Linked DNA regions of Homo sapiens: all the other regions are linked to region 1. A link is a loop called in an ENCODE intact Hi-C map of the cell type or tissue named here. Cell type or tissue: mammary epithelial cell. All regions are shown on one strand.

Region 1 (8,000 bases):
TGAAATTGCACCTTTTTCATCAATGTAGGCCTTATTTCACAGATCTATAGGAAGAAGATTGGACTAGATAATTATTCTAAGGAATCATCTACTGCACCATGACCTGTGACCTAAATAGGCCTAAAAAACAGTTTTTCTTAATGGGTTTAAGCTGCTTTCCATTTTTTACCTCAGAGCACTGAGGGTCCTCTGCCCTAGAGTTCTTTCCATAGAGTTCTGCAAGGCCTGGTTTAGCCAGTTAGGCCAAAATTGTTTTCATGTGATGGGCTAAAACATAGAATTCCTAATATTGCTCAGTACACATTCTCTTTAACTGATTTGATTTTTATAAACCTAAACCTGTACCCACTTTTGTATCATTTTAGCTAGATTTATTCTTTGACTCTTTTATTCTTTTTGTGTTAACTTTTCTACTGTATTTTTTTTTTTTTTTTTTTTTTTTTTAGACACGGTCTTGCTCTGGCACTCAGGCTGGAGTGCAGTGGCATGAATTCTCAACCTCCTGGGATCAAGTGATCCTCCCACCTCAGCCTTCCAAGTAGCTGGAACTACACGTGCATGCCTCCACACAGAGCTAATTTTTTAAATTTTTTGCAGAGATGGGGTTTTGCCTCATTGCCCAGGCTGGTCTCGAACTCCTGGGCTCAAGCAATCTTCCCACCTCAGCCTCCCAAAGTGCTGGGATTACAGGTGTGAGCCACCACGCCTGGCCTTTTACTCTATTTTCATTGTTCTTAGTTTATTTTGCCTCCTTATGATTATTTATACTGCTTTCTTACCTCCATTCTTCTTAGGGCTTTATCAAGATTCCATTTTACTTGTTTTATCCTGTTTTTATACTAATTTTAGTTGCTTTAGCATTTTTAAATTTTTCTAACTAATTAATTTTTATTATATCTTTTCTGATTATTTAAATTACATAACTGGAAAGCATAAAGAGATAATCTGCAGGAATAGCCCATAACCCAAGCAAGAGAAGTAGAATGTTTTCTTCTTCAGAAAACCACCAATTTGTTCTCTTGGTAATTTCTAGACATTAGTAAGTATTATTAGTAGTCTGTGGATCGGGGACCTATAGCAAGTACAATTCGGAGTCTCTCTGAGCACCAGGGGCTTAAATCTCCCTGTGGTAAGCTAAGATGTTAGTAGGGGTTAGAATAAAGGGGAGTATAAGATAAAAGCTTAAGTACTTCCCCCATGTGTGGCCCAGGGAGCTCAAAGTCAGTAAAGAGCTCTTCTAAGCCTAATAAGGAAGGCTTCTTGGGAGAAGTGGGTCTTATTAAGACCTACTTCTTAATATTTCTTAATATTGTTAAATATATTTGCTGACCAACAAATTGTGCTTTTATTACAAGGTAATAAAAACTTCACTATATTGACCTAGAAAACAGATCAATTTAAAAAGTAAAATAGTTGTTTAACTATTTTTATTTTATTTTATTTACTTACTAATATTTAGAGATTGAGTCTCTCACTCCATCGCCCAAGCTCTTCTTGTTGAATTGATCCCTTTACCATTATGTAATGGCCTTGTCTCTTTTGATCTTTGTTGTTTTAAAGTCTGTTTTATCAGAGACTAGGATTGCAACCCCTACCTTTTTTTGTTTTCCATTTGCTGGTAGATCTTCCTCCATCCCTTTATTTTGAGCCTATTTGTGTCTCTGCACATGAGATGGGTCTCCTGAATACAGCATGCTGATGGATCTTGACTCTTTATCCAATTTGTCAGTCTGTGTCTTTTAATTGGAGCATTTAGCCCATTTACATTTAAGGTTAGTATTGTTATGTGTGAATTTGATCCTGTCATTATGATGTTAGCTGGTTATTTTGCTTGTTAGTTGATGCAGTTTCTTCCTAACATCGATGGTCTTTACAATTGTGCATGTTTTTGCAGTGGCTGGTACCGGTTGTTCCTTTCCATGTTTAGCGCTTCCTTCAGGAGCTCTTTTAGGGCAGGCCTGGTGGTGACAAAATCTCTCAGCATTTGCTTGTCTGTAAAGTATTTTATTTCTCCTTCACTTATGAAGCTTAGTTTGGCTGGATATGAAATTCTGGGTTGAAAATTCTTTTCTTTAAGAATGTTGAATATTGGGCCCCACTCTCTTCTGGCTTGTAGAGTTTCTGCCAAGAAATCAGCTGTTAGTCTGATGGGCTTCCCTTTGTGGGTAACCTGACCTTTCTCTCTGGCTACCCTTAACATTTTTTCCTTCATTTCAACTTTGGTGAATCTGACAATTATGTGTCTTGGAGTTGCTCTTCTTGAGGAGTATCTTTGTGGCATTCTCTGTATTTCCTGAATTTGAATGTTGGCCTGCCTTGCTAGATTGGGGAAGTTCTCCTGGATAATATCCTGCAGAGTGTTTTCCAACTTGGTTCCATTCTCCCCGTCACTTTCAGGTACACCAATCAGACGTAGATTTGGTCTCTTCACATAGTGCCATATTTCTTGGAGGCTTTGTTCATTTCTTTTTATTCTTTTTTCTCTAAACTTCTCTTCACACTTCATTTCATTCATTTCGTCTTCCATCGCTGATACCCTTTCTTCCAGTTGATCGCATTGGTTACTGAGGCTTGTGCATTCGTCACATAGTTCTTGTGCCATGGTTTTCAGCTCCATCAGGTCCTTTAAGGACTTCTCTGCATTGGTTATTCTAGTTATCCATTCATCTAATTTTTTTTCAAAGTTTTTAACTTCTTTGCCATTGGTTCGAACTTCCTCCTTTAGCTCGGAGTAGTTTGATCTTCTGAAGCCTTCCTCTTTCAACTCATCAAAGTCATTCTCAATCCAGCTTTGTTCCATTGCTGGTGAGGAGATGCGTTCCTTTGGAGGAGGAGAGGCCCTCTGATTTTTAGAGTTTCTGGTTTTTCTGCTCTGTTTTTTCCCCATCTTTGTGGTTTGATCTACCTTTGGTCTTTGATGATGGTGACGTACAGATGGGGTTTTGGTGTGGATGTCCTTTCTGTTTGTTAGTTTTCCTTCTAACAGTCAGGACCCTCAGCTGCAGGTCTGTTGGAGTTTACTGGAGGTCCACTTCAGACCCTGTTTTCCTGGGTATCAGCAGCGGTAGCTGCAGAACAGCGGATATTGGTGAACCGCAAATGCTGCTGCCTGATCATTCCTCTGGAAGTTTTGTCTCAGAGGAGTACCCGGCCGTATGAGGTGTCATTCCACCCCTACTGGGGGGTGCCTCCCAGTTAGGCTACTCGGGGGTCAGGGACCCACTTGAGGAGGCAGTCTGCCCATCTCTCAAGCTGCGTGCTGGGGGAACCACTACTCTCTTCAAAGCTCAGTTGGAAATGCAGAAATCACCCGTCTTCTGCATTGCTCATGCTGGGAGCTGTAGACTGGAGCTGTTCCTATTCGGCCATCTTGGCTCCCAAGCCATGATCACAAGTTCCAACAATAGGCTGTCTGCAAGCTGGAGGAGCAAGAAGAGCCAGTCCGAATCTTAAAACTGAAGAACTTGGAGTCTGATGTTCAAGTATTCCTGGAAGCATCCAGCACGAGAGAAAGATGTAGGTTGGGAAGCTAGGCCCATCTCCATTCTTGCTTTCTTATACACAAAATAAAAGAAAGTAAGCTCTGTGAATTGTTGATTGACTTGTATATCTCAAGTGTGAAGATTTATTTGATGAAAATGTTAAATATTTGTGAGTGTATAGCTTATGAGATGCAGCTATAATACGTTTAAACCAATGGAGTTTTATTGGCAGAGTAAACGTACACTTGCTTCTAATAATACTCACAATAAAAAATAAGGCCTGTCCCAAGTGCCTTAGCTATGGAGTAATCTGTATCAGTCAGAAAAACTTAACTCCACCCCCAGAAAAAGAGGTTAGCTACCTTCAGATTTGTCTCTGTTTATTTACTATGTAGACTCTAAATCCCATACTGGGGAGATTACCTGTGTTGTCAAGGTTTCCTTTCAAGAAACAACAAACTCTTCACAGGTCAGGTAGCACTTAAAGCTCATGAAATGGAGAATAAAGACAAAGTTGGCATTCTGGCATTCAGAAGGGAAAAGTCTTTAAAGAGTAAAAAACATTCCTATAGTTAGTTGTATAAGTGTACGGAACCATGGGGCATTGCATGACCCAATTTTGGGGCAATTCATGAGTAAGAAAGTGGAGAATTGACAAAGCGGTTAGAAAGGAGGCGTGTTCTACAACAAGACAAGATTACAGAGCCTTTTGGATAAATTAGGATTTCAGCTGGTGCCCCCAATTCACGTTTTTTTGTTTGGTTGGGTTTTTTGTTGTTGCTGTTTTTTGTTTTGTTTTGTTTTAGTAGAGATAGGGTTTCACCATGTTAGCCAGGATGGTTTCGATCTCCTGACCTCATGATCTGCCCACCTATGACTTCCCAAAGTGCTGGGATTACAGGCCTGAGCCACTGCTCCCGGCCTTCCAATTCACGTTTGGAAGAGGAAACTTGCAGATCGGAGTGACTCATTCTTCAAGTGTGTTCTTTAGGCAGGGCCTCCATCTAGTGGTTTGCCCTGGAAATTAACCCGCAGCCTTTATTAAATACACACTACTTCTTTTCACAAACTTTATGAAAATAGAAAATTAGAGCTCCCTCATGTAGCATGGCAGAGGAAAATTTCCCTCCTGAACTCATGAATTCTGTCCTTTCATTGCTTGCTAAGAAGTGCAGCATTCTTAACGTCTAGATTTTGTCATGCCCTCTCCATTCATGGAGTTTTCATACCCAGTGTATCTCTTTGCACATAGAAGAAAACTGTGATTTCTAACAACCAAAGAAACAAAACTGTGTGTGTCTATGTGTGTCTGTGTCTCTGTGTGTGTGTAGAGTGTGCTAAGAAAGAGCTCAGCTGTAGAATAGACAATAGCAATTGGTAAAGGTGTGGACATATCATAAGTATTAGTAAGAACAACAGGAGAATGGATGAATGTTAACTGGACAGTGAGATAAAAGCAGATGAACAAACTTGCAAGGGAGGAACAGCATGTCTCACCAGGAAGCAGAATGGGGCCAAAACAAGCTGAATCTCAGCTGGGACATACATAGTCACTGAATCAGTGACGTCAGATTTTCAGAGCTCTCCTGCTCCTATCTGTAACTTTGAACAAGTCCTTCTCCATGTGAGCTTCTGACATTTTATCACTGGATTTGTTTTTTTTTTTTTTTTTGGAAACGAAGTTTCACTCTTATTTCCCAGGCTGGAGTGCAATGGCATGATCTCGCCTCATTGCAACCTTCGCCTCCTCAGTTCAAGTGATTCTCCTGCCTCAGCCTCCTGAATAGCTGGGATTACAGGCACATGCCACCACACCCGGCTAATTTTCTGTACTTTTAGTAGAGACGGGATTTCACCATGTTGGCCAGGCTGGTCTCAAACTCCTGACCTCAGGTGACCACCCCCCTCGGCCTCCCAAAGTGCTGGGATTACAGGCGTGAGCCAGCGCACCTGACCTTATCACTGGATCTTAAAGCTGCTTTAGCCACATACCCCTTGGCAGGTCTGATAAGCAATATGGACCCTCTTCTCTCACTTACATTTAATTTTTTACACAATTTTTATGATTTAAGGACATCCCTGATTCCCAGTTTTACTATTTTGTAGAAAATAGGCCTGTGACAATTCTTAGCACTGGTGCAGTTTTTTCTTTTGTTTAATATTTCCTTATTTTCACTCTTAAACATTTTTCAGTCCCTTCTGTGTGTGCTCTCACATATTTTTCAGTGCCACTGACTCTGTTTTCCCCATCGTTGTTCATTTTTCCTTCTGTTTTCCGTTACTCATTTGTGTCATCTCTCTCCGTTTATGTGTTTTATTAGACATGTCGTCTTTCAGCCACACTAAGAGCAAACAGCCCACTTAAAGAAAATCTTTATGTCCCTCAAGACAGAATCAGAAAACATGACATGGGAAAGTAGATGAGTGATAGTGGGTAAGAAAGAAATTCTAAGAAGTCATGACAGTGAGAAATAAAGGAAGAAATGTACAGAAAGACACCAGATAAAGACCCTTCCAATTTAGGGCAGCACCTTTCAGCTTTTATGAATGTATGCCATATTTTCAAATGCTAGAAATCTTGGGAGCATATGTGAATGTGTGGAGGATTTTTTCCCCCAAAGATGCTCAGAACAATGACTCTCATCCCAGAGACTCTTGTTAAAATGCAACTTTGGCATTCTGCCCATCGAGAGATGGGTCTGTATCCCCTCCCCTTGAATCTGAGCAGTCTGTAACTCACTTGTAACAAATAGATTGCAGTGAAAGTAAATTCTAAAGTGAGGTCAGAAAGGGTGAGGGTCCCATGGAACACCTGCACTGGGGTCTTTGGTTCCCATGTGAGCACTCCAACTGCTCTGAGGCTGCCATGCTGTGAGGAAGCAAGCTAGTTTACATGAGGAGACGACATGGAGAAGCCCTGAGACTATCTGAAGAAGAGATATAAGTGAGAGATCTAGCTGTCCCCAGCTGCTCCATATCTCTACTGTTACAGCTGTAGCCACCAGCTCACTGAAACTTCATTAAAGACTCCAGAACCATCCAGCAGAGCCTTTCCCCAAATCACTAACCCACAGAAACCAAGAGAGATGATAAAACAATTGTTGTATTAAGCCAGTAAGTTCTGGAGTAATTTGTTACACAGCAATAGATAATTGGAATGAAAAGAAAGCATCGAAACAATTCTAAAGAAGTCAGGGATCATTAGAATGTAATCACCACTGCAGAATCATTGTGACTCACACTGCCTATAAAAACATCCTTGATTTCTTCCACAGACTGATTTCTTCCACAGACTCTCCTCAGCAACATTCCCTTCTGGGTATACTCAAGTTCCAGTAAACACTCTCATTCCGTGACTCTGGCTTGATATAACTATTCTATACCCTGCCCTGCAGTGCCTCCCTGACCAGCTCATCTCAATGTGTCATTTCACAGACACCAACATAATACAAAAGTATTTGGATCAAAATCTAGTGGCTCACCTAGTACCCAGATCTTGATGTCTAATACTATTTTTCAATAAAAGGAACCAGGGATCCTTGGAGAAATGGCTGATTCCAGAGCTGGGGCACAGAAAATACAAAGTGAGCCTGGAGCATCTTTCAATGCTAGAAAGTAAGGAGGTATTCAAAAAGCAAAAGGATGATAAAAGTATACACGAGTCAACCTGGAAAAGCACCTGATGGCCAAAGCTAAAATAATTTGAAGAACAAAATAATGTAGTATTAGGTTATTATCCAAAGTATAAATAAATATTTATCCATCTCCCTTTTATAGATAATATTTGGAAAACAATTATAGCTGATAACAATAATTACTTACATATATTACTATGTGGTAGGTCCTATTCTAAACACTTTGGATATATTAATTATTTTAAGGTAAATACTATTGTTATAATCATTTTACAGATGAGAAACACAAGGCTTGTCATGTCAAGGCACAAATCGAAAAGAATAACATTTGTACAGCACTTTGTAGGTCCTGGCAGGCATAAGAAACCATCTGTGGGGGCACTGGCCACCTCAGGCCCTATCTAGCCATCCAACAGTTGACTATACTAGTGAATTGTTTCAAGGCACACCAAGAAGCTCTGGTATAATTTTCTCAATGTACACAGCCTATAATTTAAACCTAGGTCTACCTGACACCACAATGTGACCTCTTGAGCTCTCTGCCCTATAACCAAAATACTAAATTCCAACACTGTGCTAATAATTATATTAAGATTATATGATCATACTGATTCAATGTAGAGTCTCAGAAGCTATACAAACTCTTTCAAGGCCCTGAAGAAAATGTAGCTATTAACCTATTGAATAAAAAGTAAAGTATCTGCCCAAGCAAGACACCCAGGACTAACCTGCTCAATGGAGAGACACAGAAAAACCTCTCAAGCAGAACACAGCTAACCTGAACTCTCTGTTCCCAGAACTTTAGCTGAGTCTCACTTCTAGGGGAAAAAAACACACACACACGGGAACAAGCTGATTTATTTTCCTTGACCTAGAACAAAAA
Region 2 (8,000 bases), 860 kb before region 1:
AACTTTCTTGGGCATCTACTTACATGTCCTTGTGCTTTGCATATGCTTTTCTCATTAAATTAATTCTCCGTAATAAGTTTATCAGATTGGTACAGTATTACAATAGCAATTTATAGGTGAAGAAACTGGCACTAGAATGATTAAGTAACACTCAAGTGTTGTAACTAGGATTTGGGTGTTATTTACCTAAATAGTTTTGTCGCTTTTTTGCATTGCCAATGTTTCTGATTGCACTTCAATGGAAGAGTCTCTCCGTGTTTGGTGGAAGAGTCCACAGGAAGATGGTCTGTTTGGAGAGCTGCAGGGAGATGTGCAGTGGAAGCTGAAAGAATAACAGTAGAAAGTGGGCCCGGTGGAAATAAAATACGTTTAAAGGACTGTTGTCCACAATTTGGAAATTATAGTCTATAATCTTTTCTTGAGGGTCAGAAACTGACCTATCCTGAAAATATGATGATTGCCTCAAGACTGTCATCATATTTTCGACATGAATTCCGTAAGACTGTTAGAGAGCCATTGAGCTATTCTGGAGCCTCTGTGTATTTTAGTGTTTATCCACACCAGCCACTGTGCTACTGCTTTCTATATTATGATATCACAGGATCTTCAAAATAGTGCTGTTTTGTTTTACTTTATTTTTTTAAATTTTATTTTGAGTTGAAAAATAAACATTGTATATGTTTATCATGTATTACATGTTGATTTGAAATATATATTCATTGTGGAATGCCTATATAGAACAATAGCACTATTCTAGATATCATGATTGCTATTATTATTGTAATTATCATTACTGCTCTCCAAGTGAAGAAACCAAGGGTCAGTAGGATTAAGCAACTTCTGCAGGGTCATGCAACAAAATTGACAGAAGCAAGATTCAGATCGTGTTCTCTGACTCCATCACCTACACAGTGACTTTGCCCCTCACTCAGAAAGACTGCCTGTGACTTACTCTAGTTTGATTTTTATCATTCTTCTTTGAAACTTTAAAAACACATCGAAAAAATCTTATGCCTTTCTTTTTCTTTGGCATATCTTTAACAGACATCAACATATCTGCGGCAATGAATGTAGATGTCACCAAGTGACAGGCTTTCAGCTGGGTCATTTTCCTTTTTTTTCTTCTTTTTTTAAATGTATTTATTTATTTATTTATTTTTGAGACGGAGTCTTTCTCCCTTGCCAGGCTGGAGTGCAGTGGCATGATCTCTGCTCACTGCAACCTCCGCCTCCTGAATTCAAGCGATTCCCCTGCCTCAGCCTCCTGAGTAACTGGGACTATAGGCGTGCACCCACGTGCCAGGGTAATTTGTTGTTGTTGTTGTTGTTTTGTATTTTAGTAGAGATGGGGTTTCACCATGTTGGACAGGATGGTCTCAATCTCCTGACCTCGTGATCCACCCGCCTCGGCCTCCTAGAGGGCTGGATTACAGGTGTGAGCCACCGCGCCTGCCTCAGTTGAGTCATTTTCTAACACATTATTTTATAACCCTCTTATGATAATAAGGTCTTTGTTTTCCCTTTAGCAACATCAAAAATCATTTGAGTCAGGAGATCGAGACCATCCTGGCTAACACGGTAAAACCCCGTCTCTACTAAAAATAAAAATAAAAAAAAATTAGCCGGGCTTAGTGGCGGGCGCCTATAGTCCCAGCTACTCCGGAGGCTGAGGCAGAAGAATGGCGTGAACCCGGGAGGCGGAGCTTGCAGTGAGCTGAGATAGCGCCCAGCCTGGGCGATAGAGTGAGACTCTGTCTCAAAAAAAAAAAAAAAAAAAAAAAAATTAATAGATAGCAGTAAACCTAATTGAAAACATTAAATAATATTTTGTAATACTTAAAGCTATCAAGTAGCCAAAAAAGTTATTAATTTTTTAAATTGATTTTAAAATTATGTATTTCTAGAAAAGTTCAGATGTGAAATAGAGCACCTCATATCTCCATCAGTTGTCAAATCAGATTAAAAATTTTAAAGACGTTTTTAAATATATTTCTGGGTTTTGTTCTTGCAGATGCTATCGTTTGGAAATAAATCTAAGAAAACAGAGCCTAACAGTTTGAGCCAAATTCCTCCCATGCTCCGTTCCCACCTATGTTGTCACCCTTTTTATGTTCTTCATGGAAATGTCTCCTTTCTACTCTGAAATTACAGAGCCACCTCTCTCTAGATGTTTCTGTTTTTATTCATAAACCTGAAAATTCTCTTGTGATATGAACACCCCAATGCTAACTGAAGAGGGGAATGGTTGCAATAGCAAACTTAAACATAATTGCTGCCACTGCTGTTTTTTGTCCAAATATGTGTTTCTTTTTCAAAATAAAGAAATGAAAACAAAGTGGTTTATTATTCTCAGTAGTAAATTGGCAGTGGACAGTAAGGTTGCATTTTCTCTTGTGTTGGCAATTGATCTTATGTGCACTGATTTATATATGAAAATGTTCTTGCTACCTAAGGAAAATGAGCTCTCATTATATAAATGAGTTTATTAAAACCCTACTGCCTTAGGCAAGTTGGCAGTTTTTTATCAATCTCCAAATTTAAACATCTCTAAAATAAGAAATGACAAAACATCTACAAGAGATGCTCCGGCTTATCCTGGCCCCAGATTAATTGACCCTCTCTTCCATGCTTTGGGGGATTATGAATAAAGCAGCATATCTAACTTGTTGACACTCAGATCATGTCTCTCTTTTACCAGCCTATGAGGGAGAGAAAATATAATATGACTTCTGGGTAGTGTCCTACTGGTTACTCACACAGATTGATTTCCTCCTTGAATCTGAGATTAGTTTTACCATGAGACTTGAATATTTTACTGAGGTTAGGGGTTAGGAAAAAAGGGGGTCAATCATTCTTACTATCTTGTGTTGGGTGACATAAAATCATCCAACAGGTGAGACATGGGAGATACTTCTATTATATCTCACTGCAGTGAGTAATTATCATTGATGAATAACAGACACTGATTTGAAAAGCACTCACCTTTCCACAGCCAGTAGGGCCTTAACAATTAAGAAAATGTTTTCTTAATATATCAGCGAAGGAGACAGCTTTTACTATGAAAAATATGATTAGCTTCCAAGCCACGTAAATGTGACTTTGGTCTGAGCCTTTGAGTATCAGGAACTTGAAGCTGAAACACTTCTAGATATCATCCAGAATTCCTAATGTTATATATGAATCTTCTCTAGGGTACTCCAGTCAATCATTATTAAAAATACACTTGAGTACCTCTAGAGACAGGTAGCCACACCCAGGATAGCTCATTTCATATTGGATAACTCTTAAAATTATATTGATCAAAATATTTATATAATATACTTTAGGATTCAATGTTTCAGATTACTTCCTATAATTTAAAAATAGTAATCACTGATTGTGTTCTTTCTTCTTCTGGCTGAACATCCCAAGCTGCATCAACCATTGCGTGTGTGTGTGTGTGTGTGTGTGTGTGAATTTCTTTTTACCCTCCAGTATATCTGTGTTTCTTTTTTTTATCCCTTTTTTGTCTTGTTGATATTTATGAGGATCATTTTAAATTTCACTTTATTAGTGAGCATTTCTGTCAGTATCACAAATAACCAGTGAGTGTCGCTGTTCTAACACAGACAAACACTTGTGGGCCTGTCATACAATGATCAACAACATTCTTGCATAAGCCATAAGCACTTGTAATTATGCGGAACACAGGCAGTGGGCTGAATGAATCAAGGGTCCTCTTAATCCACCCACATTAGCTAATGTAGACATTTCAGACAGATTTACTGGTGCCCTTTTATTGACATTAGTTTCCTTTAGTTTTCCAAGATGATAATTCATTTTGTTCTCCCTTCAAAATAAAAGACTGGTCATTTTCCCCAAAATGCTCTTCCTACAACTCAACTTGTATAGTTTGTAAACAACTTTTTCTCTTGATTTCAATCATTCATTCAGAGGGTTACTACTACAAAGGGAAAGGCAATAATTCTGAGTACCCATCTGTACCAAGTTTCCTTCCAAGAACTCCATGTGTATCATTTCTTTTAACACCACAACAATGCAATGAGGCAGTCATTATTCATGCCGTTGTTTATATCAGGGAAAGGAGGCTGAGGAAGTTAAATAACTCGACTCTGGGTGACATAATCAGTAAGTAACAAATCTGATGTGAGAAGCCAAGACCACCTGACACCACAGCCCCATTCTTTCCACTATACCCTCCTTCCTAACTGCAGGTGGTGCCTGCAAAAATGAGGAGCATAGAAACTAGTATCTCAATCCTTGAACATGTTGGGATTTCAGCAGAATCAGTAGATAACATTTTTCTCTTCTCTGCCTGGATTCTCAGAAAATATTTGAGAAATAGAATACTAGAGACTACAAGACAGAGATCAAAATGTCAATTGTGAATTGATGTAAGCTGGAAAATAGGACTTAGATATGTAGCCAAAGGAGCTTGCCCAAATTCCTTCCCTCATTCTCAATCTAATAGCTACCCACCCAGTAACTGGCACAACTAGCAGATCCCAGGGCACCCACAAAGGGATGGACCACATACCAGGTGATAGGAGAGAGAAAACAGGCCAAAATGGAAAGGAAAAAAGAAATTGCTGAACCAATTTTTCCTGTATATTTTAAGCTAACAAATCATATATAAACTAGATTTTTTTCCACAACAGAAGTCCCTACACATGGAAATATGAGGGGTATGGAATAACTGTTCACTGAAAGACTTGTGTTTTCAATATTTGCAATGCCAAGCAAGGTTATTTCAGGCCTTGTAGAGCTCGTTTTCAAATAATTATTCTGAGTAATTAACCTTTTACTCTGAGTAAAGTGGGGCTTCATTGAATGAAAGGTTTTAAACAAAGGAGTTGTATTAGCTGAATTTCACTTTAATATCACCTAGCTCATGTCTACTCGTTTCCAAACCTAAATCTACTATCATTTTGGGCAATGGAGACGGTGGCAAGACCAAAATCATTTAGGAGATGTACAATAGATGGTGGCAGTGGAGATGGGGAGAAGTCATGGTTAGATTTCGGACATACTTGAAAGTAGAATGAATGAGTGTTGTGAGATAGAAGAGTCAAGATTTTTGGCCCCAAGCTTTTCTCCATCGACTGAAATGACAAAATAATGACTGAATACAGTCTGGGAGCCAAGATCAGAGAGATCATTTGGGAATGTCGAGTTTGGACTTGATTCTTTCAGACCAATGGAAATGTGAAGAAGACATACATGTGGTCTAAAAACCTGGAGTTAGAAAAAGAGATCTGGACTGGAGATGTACGTTTAGGAAGTATCGTTCTACAGAAGATGTATAAAACCATGAGACAGGATGAAATTACCAGGCATAAGAAATAAAGAGAAGAGTCTAAGGTTTGAGGTTTCTGGGGTTTTGCAAAGTTAAAAGGTTAAGAAAAAGAGGAATGACAAAGGAGGCTGAAAAGGAGAGTTAGTGAGGCTGGAGAAGAATCAAGACACTGTGGTATTCTGAAAGCTAAGTGGGGGAAGTTTATCAAGGAGGAAAGTGTGATTAATTATATAGCATGCCCCTAATATATCAAAGAAGCTGAAGGTTAAGAATTCACTTTGGTGAAGAAGAGGTCATTGGTAACTTTGACAGTCTTAGTGAAGTGATAAGAGGAAAATAAATAAATACTGTAGAGGATTTTTGAAAAATGAATTAGAAATAGTAAGTTTTGGTTCTAACTTTATCTGCTTTTGTGGACTAGTGGAGCAAAAGGCAACAAATAAGTTGAGAAGAAGCCACCAGGAAAACTAGAGTCAAGAGAGATTGCCTTTTTTTTTTCCTATTCTTTTTAGGGATTAGAAGACCTATTTGTATAGTGATGATAAATGTCAACTAGAGTGGGGAGGCGGAGACTGGCATGCTTGTATGGTGATGATAATTATCAACTAGAATGGCAGGGGGTGCAGGGACTGGACTTGACTCTGTAGGGAGAGAGCATGTATGGGAAATTATTGGGCTGCTGTCCTGAAGTAGGAGTGAGGGATAGAAACTACTCCATATGTGGAAGAGATGGCCTTTGTTGGAATACAGTTCGTTTATCTAGACTATCAGTCAGGAAGGCAGAATATATGAGTATACAATTGCCAATAAGTGGGTGGGAGCTGTGGAAGTTTTCTTCACATTGCTTCAGTCTTCTCAGTGAAATAGGAAGCAAAATTATCAGCTAAGAGTGAGATATAGGGAGGAGGTGTTGGAAGACAGGGTTTGAAATGAGGGAATAAAGTATGAAGTAGTCTTCTAGGAGAGTGGGAGAATAGCTGGACCTGGGAAAAATATTTTGACTGCTGGGCACCATTAAGCCCTCATGTGGGGTTATTATCAGGAATTTGAGGAAGACCAGTCTGTATGCTGGCATGTTTTTTCCTTCATTTATGGTTTAATTGCATAGGTATGAGTATGGAGGAAGTGCGATGCCCATGCAAGCACGCACGCACACACACACAGACACACACACACAGACACACGCATACACAGAGACACCAAACAGACACACACACACATACACACCTTACTTTTAAAAGCAAGTTGTTTTACATCTTTCCTATGCAATTTTTGTTTTCCTTTTGGCTCCATCTCTCTCTCTCATTTGCTCTCCCTCTCTCTCTCTCTCGACATTTGCCCCCCATTTTATAGCATTTGCAAAGTTAAAAGGTTAAGAAAAAGAGGAATGACAAAGGAGGCTGAAAAGGAGAGTTAGTGAGGCTGGAGAAGAATCGAGACACACCAACTAAATAACCAAGTATGTAAGAATTGAAAATTATTTTAGAGATCAGTTTCATTCTCCTCATTATAGATGGGGAGACTAAGGACCAGATAAAAAGGATTGGCCCAGATTTTGGCAGTCACATAGGAACAAACTTCTAGAAGTTTCCCTTATAGATATGTGTCTGTGGAACAGGTGTATAGAAAAATTATATGCTAATGTTTAGCAGATGCTCAACATAAATTATCTTATATATTCAGTAACTCAGTTGAAGCAAAATAACATAACCTTGCATAATATCGCTCATATTCTTGTTAGGATAATGTCACTACTGTTGCCTGGGTACTTCTTTACTTTATTTATTTCTTTCTTTTTTTTCTTTTTTTTTTTTTTTTGAGGTGGAGTCTCACTCTGTTGCCCAGGCTGAAGTGCAGTGGTGCAATTTCCACTCACTGCCACCTCTGCCTCCTGGGCTCAAGCGATTCTCCTGCCTCAGCCTCCCAAGTAGTTGGGATTACAGGTGCCCACCACCACTCCCAGCTAATTTTTGTATTTTTAGTAGAGATGGGGTTTCACCATGTTGGCCAGGTTGGTCTTGAACTCCTGACCTCGAGATCCACCTGCCTCGGCCTCCCAAAGTGCTGGGATTACAAGTGTGAGCCACCACGCCCAGCCTCTTTACTTTCTTAATTGCCTCTTCATAATGTATTTAATAAACTATGGCAATCCCAGAATGACAGATTGTTACCACTGTCATTGGATTTCTAATTTCAATTTGGAATTTAAAAACCAAATACCTGAATTGTTGTCCTAATTCTGACATTGCCTATTTATAGCCTTGGTTAGGTAATTGAGCTTTCTGAGTCTGTAGTTTCTTAGCTTATTAAATGAGAAAAAATAGACTAGATATGCAGTTAAAATAATTTTAAAATAGCAGCATAAATGAAACTGAAGTACTTTTATTTAAACAAGGGCTGGTGCATCCAGTTGGCCACTCACTGAACACCTTTGTACTGTTTTAGGTTTCTTTGATGCAGCTACACATAATTCAAGTGCTCCAAGGATTACAATTCCTAAAAGTAGAATGGAAGATCTAGTATTTCTTCCACTTCTGTCATTCTATAAACACATTATGTTATGTAGGGGAGTGGAGGGATTGAGAGATAGGGAAGGAAGAAGAGAGACAGAGAATGAAAAATGAATGTTAAGTTCAGGTAAAAGATTCTTACATACCTACAGTTGCAAAAACCCTTAAATGCCTTCTATGATAAAATGTTTTAT
Region 3 (8,000 bases), 640 kb before region 1:
AATTATAAATACAACCTCAGTGTCTTGATTGGTTTGGGATAGTAGAACAAATTACCACATACTGGATGTCTTAAGCAACAAACATTTACTTGTCACAGTTCTGGACGCTGGAAGTCTGAGATCAAAGTGGCAGCATGGTTGGGCTCTGGTGAGGGCCCTCTTTTGGGTTGTATCCTCACATGGTAGAAGGAGGGCTAGCTAGCTCTCTGCTCTCTCCTCCAATTCATGAGGATTCCACTCTTATGACCTAAATACTTCCCAAAGGCCCCACCTCCAAGAACCATTAAGTATTGGAATTTCAACATGTGAATTTTCGGGAAACACAACTGCTTTGTCTATTGCAATTGGTAACAAATGTTTGCCTTACCCCTAATATTTGACTTTCATAGTTTCAAAAATAGCTTTTCTTTCTTTAACACATGTTCATTCTGCAGTACTCTATCCAGGAAAAGTCTTATAGAGACAATGGGAACACAATTCTATGGTGTAATACTTATCATATTGCTCTTTCCACCATCTCAGTTGGATTTTACTAATTTAAAAAAAAATGGAAGTCAGAGCACGTTTGGCCTCTTCTCTTTTTCCTTATTTCTGCCTTTTCAAATAAACTTCAAGGAACTCTTAGTGATGGAATAATTGTTGTTCCCTTAACTTAGATTTAAAAAATCTTTATCACAATTAATTTCTTTGTTTCTCTTCCTAAGAAGTACATTAAAAACATTCTCTTGCTGGATTGTAAGTGACCTTCCTTTGTATGAATTAGAGCTTAGGTCTTTGGGCTGTGTGCCACAAGTGTTGCTCTGTCCCAAGGGAGATTTTGAAGAGGATGTTTTCTTGACTCAGATCATTTTTAAAAAAACTATATTCATTTTTTAATTACCTGGTAGGAATGCATGTAAAAGAAGAGTTCTACTATATCCAAGGAAAAAATGAAAAAGGGGGGGAAAACATGGAACATGTGCAGTTACTATCCCTTTTAATTGGTGTTTTGCCTGAAGTTTCTTCTTTATAATGTTTTTCAAAAAAATATGATTATTGCATTGTGATCGTGGAAAGTCTTAGAAAATACCGTGGAAATTCTCATGATTTACCAATAAAAATATTTTAAAATATGCAGCATTTTCCAAAGTGTGTCAAAGTATTAGTAGTTCAACAGGATCTTAAAAGAAGAATATACTGTGACCAAATTTGTTTCTGAACTTCTGAGTTAATAAATAAGAATATTTACTGAAAATATTTTTAGAGAAGTGGCTCTCAGTCTTTAGAGCACCTTAAAATGACCTGGGAAGTAATAAAAATGAAGATTTCTGGAACCTGCTCCCAGAGATTCTGGCATATTAGCTTTGGAATGGGATTGGGTATATAAATTTTTAGCAAGCATTCCAAATGTTTGTGATGTCCATGGTAAGGAAATCTTGTCTTGGATATTTTAATATTTTAATAGTCTTTATATATTTTATAAATTTCAAGAGGCAGTTATAAATTGTATAGCCTTTTCCTAATTTCCATGTAATACTGGTGTTCTTGAGAAAAGAGTTTGAGAACTGCTTGGAGTTCTTTTGGAAGATCTTCCCAGACCAGTTTAAATAATGGATGTAACATTAACTCCTTAGGAACTACTTGTCATTTATTTACAATGTACACTGGAAATTTGGGATAGCAGCCAACTCATAATAAAGGAATGCTATTCAAGCATAAACTAAGTGGCAAATTATTTTCGTGATGGCCAATCTAGTCTCCAATTGACAATTGTTAGCATATTCAAGAACAAATACTGCCTTAAAATTAAATTATATAAAATAATAACCTAAATAGGAAACATATGTATCTCTTTTTAGGATAATATTTTTTAAAAATTTATGCATTCAAAATTTTACTCATACAGAGCAGTTCCATATTTATTCAACTTTGAAACCTACCTGTCATATTTAACGAAGTTACAAGATTTGTTAGCTATAATCTTTCTGCAAGTTCTTTTCTTCCTCCTTCTGTCATAAACATGAATCTTGAGCATTTTATCTAAATTTTCTGCTTGGATGTATGTGTAAAATTTTAATTTGCCTACATTTTTCTAGCCACTACTTTCTTGACTTTTCTTTAAAGTAAATATGACCTACATGTTGGACTTGATGTTTCAAGTCTAACCAGGACAATTTCAAAGGTTTATAATAGTCTACATTTTCTAGTTTTTGTCATATCAGGAAGGACTCAGCCTGTGTCTTCTGCATTCCAGACATGTCAGATCATTTTAGCATTTTTCTTGCGATCCAAAGCTGATTCCTATTCATGCTTACCTCTCACACATAAGAGAGTTCAGCACATTTTAAGACAATTCAGTCATCCTGCGGCTTCTCAGATGGAGTACCCAGATAGGGCCAACCTCACATTTTTTGTCAAGCTCTTTCTCCCACAAATATTTTAAACAAAGCAAATTTGGGGCTATATTTGTAAAACATTAAGAGCGGCCGGGCGCGGTGGCTCACGCCTGTAATCCCAGCACTTTGGGAGGCCGAAGCGGGTGGATCAAGAGGTCAGGAGATGGAGACCATCCTGGCTAACACGGTGAAACTCCGTCTCTACTAAATATACAAAAAATTAGCCGGGGGTAGTGGCGGGCGCCTGTAGTCCCAGCTACTCGGGAGGCTGAGGCAAGAGAATGGCGTGAACCCGGGAGGCTGAGCTTGCAGTGAGCCGAGATCGCGCCACTGCACTCCAGCCTGGGCGACAGAGCGAGACTCCATCTCAAAACAAACAAACAGCAACAACAACAACAACAAAAAAAAAACATTAAGAGCAATCATTTTTATCATAATTGGGGTTAAACTTAGATCACTTTTTATGCAAAAATAATATGAAATATAAAATCTAAAGGGAGGCCAATCTATAAAATAGGAGCATGGGGGTCAGGATTTCACTCATTTAACTGTCCTCCTCACTTAGTCCCACAGGCATCTCCACATGTAGCCATTGACTGTGTTGGACTCTGGCTGGAAACAGTGGTTGAGACAATCATTTACTTATAATATGAAGTGATTGTTGTAATAGGTAGATAGATGACTGCAGCCTTGACACAAGGTATAAAATAGCAGAACCTTTCAAATGAAAAATTAAGGGAAAAATAAAGCACCGTACATGAACAGTAGGCAGTTACTAAATTACAGGATGGAAGATTATAGGTAGAAAAGGATTTGGCCCTGCACGTTCATTTATACAGAAGAATTAAGGAGAATTACAGGTTGTTGTTTGCTTCCTGGATCAAAGATATGCAGTATATTGAAAATATAAAAACAAAATTTCCCCCACCCAGAAAACCTCTCCACAAAGATAGAAAAGGAAGAAAACCATTTCGTTATTGAATAAATATTAAACTAGAATGTGATGCATATCATAGTCAATTCACTAAAATTTATAAAGACAGAGGGAAATCTCATTTTTTTTAATATAGCCAAACAAATACAACCTATTGTAAGCGTGTTCTCAAAATAAACAATAAGTAGCCCTATGTTAGTCCGTTTTCATACTGCCATAAAGAACTTCCATGAGACTCGGTAATTTATAAACGGAAATGGTTTAATTGACTCACAATTCTGCATGGCTGGAAAGGCCTTGGAAAGCTTAACAATCATGGTGGAAGGGGAAGCAAGCACCTTTTCCACAAGGTGGCAGTAGAGAAGAAATGAAGAAGGAACTTCCAAACACTTATAAAACCCTCAGATCTCGTGAGAACTCACTCACTATCATGAGAACAGCTTGGGGGAAACCGCTCCCATGATCCAATCACCTCCCTCCTCAACACCTGGGGATTACACTTCGAGATGAGATTTGGGTGGAAACACAAAGCCAAACCGTATCATCACTCATAGTTCATCATAGATTCACCTGGTAATTGGGCTGTTAATTAGCTTCATACGGAAGAGAAATAAAACCTCTCATATCTTTTTGACAGGAGGTAGTTCTGCAACTTGGCGCAAGGCATCCGCCAAAGTTAAGCTCCTACCTCTCACAGAAATGGACAGGGGACTGCTACCTCCCTTCATGTTTACATTTTAAAAAGACGGCTCCTAAATCCTGACAAAAGGCCCATCGCATTTTCTAAAGAATTCATATACATTTCAAAGAGAGGAGAAAGTACTTATAATGGCAAGTTTTCTTAAGTTAATGCTCTCAGAAGAGAAAGGGAGGAGAAGTCTCTTTCGTTTTCAACAGGGAGAATTAAGTCTATTATTTTTCATTTTTATTTGTTCTTACCATATAAGTGTTCTAAAAAGTATTTATATTCATTTTGTATGACTTTCTCCATTTTCTTTATTTCTCCAAAAGCATTTTCTCAAAGTTTTTTAATTGTTTAAGAGAAATATTCAGACTACCATCAATAAAGACAGAGAGTAGTGTTTAGTTCAAATGCCAACCAACCCTCTCCATATTATTTTATAATATTCCTAACCATATCCACTCCTGATAATTACAGTTGTAAACATTATCTCCTTTTAATGATGTCCCTGGATTTATTTGATGCTGGAAATTATTTTATACCAATTTCCATATTTGTAGCTTTTTTGAAAAAAATACTGTATTTAGTAAGTGTTTATGAAATGAAAAATACTCTCTGGCACTGAAAGAGTTAAATGCAACTGTGAATTAAACAAAGGCTCATTCATTTATTCATTGACCATCAGTGAAGAGGTATGTTACATCAGGGAAAATAGTGCAAGACAATATATGTACCGGTGGTTCTGAAGAAAAGATGAGTTTACAGTCCAGTAAGAATTGAGTGAAGTACGCACACAAGCTTTTGTGTATGTTTGAAAAAAATAGAGAAGTATTTAAAGTGTGAGTTTCGGATAGATATAACAAGTTTCAATGTTCCATATTTGAAGTTAGTGTTGGAATATGGCAGGGACAACTTTAAAATTATTTTCTGGCAATATGACTGCAGTGAAATATGGTATCTCCAAAAGTTTGCAGTGAAAGGGACTGCAATGAAATATGGTATCTCCAAAAGTTTTCAAGTTTTCTAAGCAGCTAATAACATACTTAGGGCTAAATATCAGTTGTCCTATTAACCCTGCTTTCTAGGTACCACAGCATAGAGGAGCTTACTGATCCTCTGAAATGAATTTTAGTGATGGGGATAAAGAGGTATTTCAGAAGAGCGAGAATATCAGATTCCTGAGCTCCAACATGAGCATGTAGAGAAAATTATTTAAGAGATGAATTAATTCTGTCACCTTAATTTTTAGTTTCTCTAAGAAATGCTATACCTCTACTTAAAACACTCAATATCTTCCCCTTGCTTTTCATCCAAAAACCTCAGCATTAGCTGTTAAGGCCCGTTATCATCTGTGCCTTGTTTACCATCCTCCACTCTTTTATCAGGATCCTCAACTTTTAGTGTATACTCCAGCTATTACCAAGTTGGTTGCAGTTATCTAAATCTTATAATACTTGGTTTTGTCCCAATGACGACCTCATATGCTGCTACTACCTTTGTCTAGAATGTCATGTGTAACCTCTTTACCCAAAAGACTACTCCCATTCATGCTTCAAGATTCAATACAGGTGACATATCCTCTGGGGCAACATCCCTGTGTCCTTTGTCCTCCACCTGTAAAAACTAATTGAGCTCCCTTTCCTGGGTATTTCCATTCTTGCATTTTCACATTTTATTTTAACTGATGACTTCTCACCTCAACTATCAAGGAAGCTTCTTGAGGGCACAAACTGACCCTACCTCTTTTTTCTCTAAAGTTTTAGTGGTTATAACACTCCTTAGCAAATCAGAAGTATTTATTACATACGTATTAAATGGATGTATAGATGGATGGACGGGAAAATGGAAGGAGGGATGGATGGATGGATGGCCTTATATAATATGTAAGAAAATAATTCAATTAGTATAAATTGAGTGGCAGAAGACAGACTTTCAATAAATAGAATTAAAAATAATTCTATTTTTTCAAAAGTGGTCTGTTGATTTATTAGAGTGTCTTTGTTATTAGTATCTTAGATTCTGAAATTAAAACAATGTAAGGTTGATATTCCTCATAGTATGCTGGGTTATTTCAAACATCTTAAGTTTCTTAAGCATACGGAACTTGGAGTATAGAAATGCTCAATATGATTGAATGTTGTCACTCACTCGTATCACTTTATTTTCCTGTGGCTTTCCTTAGCTGTTTTCTATTATTTTTTCAGGAAAAAATGCTATTACACTGACGGGAGGAGCAAATCAATGGGCAGGTTGGTGGGTGATGAATCATTTCTTTATAACAAATTTGTCGTTTTGAAAAAAATAAGAAGATATTTGATTCCCCATATCAGCAGTTGTAAATCATAGGAAGAAAAATTCTATTGATTTGTCGAAGATATTTCCAAAATAACTTATGCCAAATCGAATAACATTTAAAATCTGATAATCTTTTTGTTACAATTTATCATTGCCATTCTTGGAATCTTCCCATGTTATAATGTTATGGAAGGAGGACTTTAATCGCAAGTTCACATGTTATGATATTTTAATTTTAAAAATAGTTATAAGACCAGGATCAATGTTTAAATGATGACCCACAGTAACAGAACAATAAACCTGACAAAGACCTTCTGTATCATTCAGTCCAGTTCTCTCATTTGAAAGAAGTGGCAAAGATTAGTGTTCAGAGAGATGAGGTGCTTTACCAAGGCCATGTACCGTCTTTTGAATTGCAGACCCACTCTCATTCTAACCCCGGAAGGTACCGCTCTTATCCTAGTATTGAAAACGAACTTTTGAAGAGCTTTACCTCAAAACATTAGCTCTTTACCTATTGTGGTAAGAATAACTATGGAAAAGGAGTCAATCAAACCACTACCCTGAGACAGAAGAAACTCTTCCATCTGAATCTTTTTGTCACTATTTAACTGGAAGAAATCAGCTCCCATTTAATGAATGCTCAAAGAAAAAGCTTCTTACCCTTGGCCGTTTTCTGCACCTTGCCAAAGAACCAGTTAACAAAGATAAAGCATGTGAATGTGGTAGAGTATGCTCCATTAAATGATGTTGAAGGATGTATGTTACAAATCAGAATAACACAAAAGCTAGAACTGTATGGTGTGAATAACAGACCATCTTAGGAAATGATTCAATAAATCTAGTTTCTTTACCAAATAAAATTGAATGTAATTTCAAACTTTTAGAAATCAGAATGGGAAAATGTCCATCTGTTTTAAGCATTAATTTTAGGCGTGGCAGTATTGAGTGACAAGAAAAGTAAATTATGGAGAAAAAAACTTGAAATTAGAATGAATATTAAAGAAATTAGCACTGAAATAGCTTTTCCTCTTTAAATTAATGATGCTCTTCAACCGAGTCACATTTTTCTGTCAGGTTAACATATTTTAATTTGGAATGAGCTCTCATTTCCCATGTGGGTATTTGGTCCTGGTCTATGTAGCAAATTTCCAGTCATTTTTGCTAATAAAATTAGTCATTGGAATATTACAATTTGCAAGTTTACAACTGCAGGTTTTTCTTGTCTTTGCTCTGCATATGCCTGCTTATTGTTGGATGGCTGATAAAATCTCTTGATTTGCTTCAGTTTGCTACTATAGAATTAGTGAGACTTTGCTACTACATAATTAGTAGGTTTTCTGTTAAACAAGAATCTTTCCTTTGGAGACTTGGGAAAGTATATATTCTGTATATTAAAATTGGAACAAATGTCTGTTTATATATAAAGCTATCATGGCAAATGCGTATACTAAATCCTAACGAAACATTTTTAATAATGTAAAAAATGTTCTTTTCTCTGTTTTGGTCAAATGTAAAAGTAAACTAGAAAAATGAACACTATTATATGTCATTACTTGTTTTATCTTTTGTGTTTCTTATTTTCTGTGTAAGTTCATAAAATGAAAATTCAGTTATCATTTATTCCAAATGATTATTAAAATATCTTGAACCTTACTCTAGCCCACCCCTTTTCATTTTACTTATAATAAGTAAATCTCTTTATTCTATGTCT

The links. Peaks named below come from ENCODE experiments on the same cell type or tissue, not always from the same donor. Only the 100,000 strongest peaks of a DNase experiment are listed, where the experiment ranks them.
Region 2: it touches region 1 in a loop (9-fold over the local background); 58 of 110 quality-filtered maps call a loop at or near these places.
Region 3: a loop joins it to region 1, with 19 times the contacts of the local background. A loop is called at or near these places in 6 of 110 quality-filtered maps.

The regions. Positions count from the first base shown.
Region 1 is chr11:27,154,486-27,162,485 of GRCh38, forward strand. All of the region lies in intron 2 of BBOX1-AS1 (BBOX1 antisense RNA 1), which reads right to left. Among named protein-coding and RNA genes, the nearest start is that of BBOX1-AS1, 60 kb to the right of the region's middle. In mammary epithelial cell, a CTCF peak has its summit at 4,494 (motif pointing left); DNase peaks (open chromatin) are centred at 4,446 and 4,946; H3K27ac peaks cover 449 bases.
Region 2 is chr11:26,293,758-26,301,757 of GRCh38, forward strand. It overlaps a transcript of ANO3 not described here. Among named protein-coding and RNA genes, the nearest start is that of ANO3-AS1, 9.8 kb to the left of the region's middle. In mammary epithelial cell, a CTCF peak has its summit at 3,599; no DNase peak of the experiment used is centred here; H3K27me3 peaks cover 120 bases.
Region 3 is chr11:26,519,440-26,527,439 of GRCh38, forward strand. It overlaps ANO3 (anoctamin 3), which reads left to right. Exons shown (of 27, transcript NM_031418.4): 7 at 6,196-6,240. Among named protein-coding and RNA genes, the nearest start is that of MUC15, 49 kb to the right of the region's middle. RefSeq lists enhancers at 3,575-4,134, 4,135-4,694. In mammary epithelial cell, a CTCF peak has its summit at 3,633 (motif pointing right); no DNase peak of the experiment used is centred here.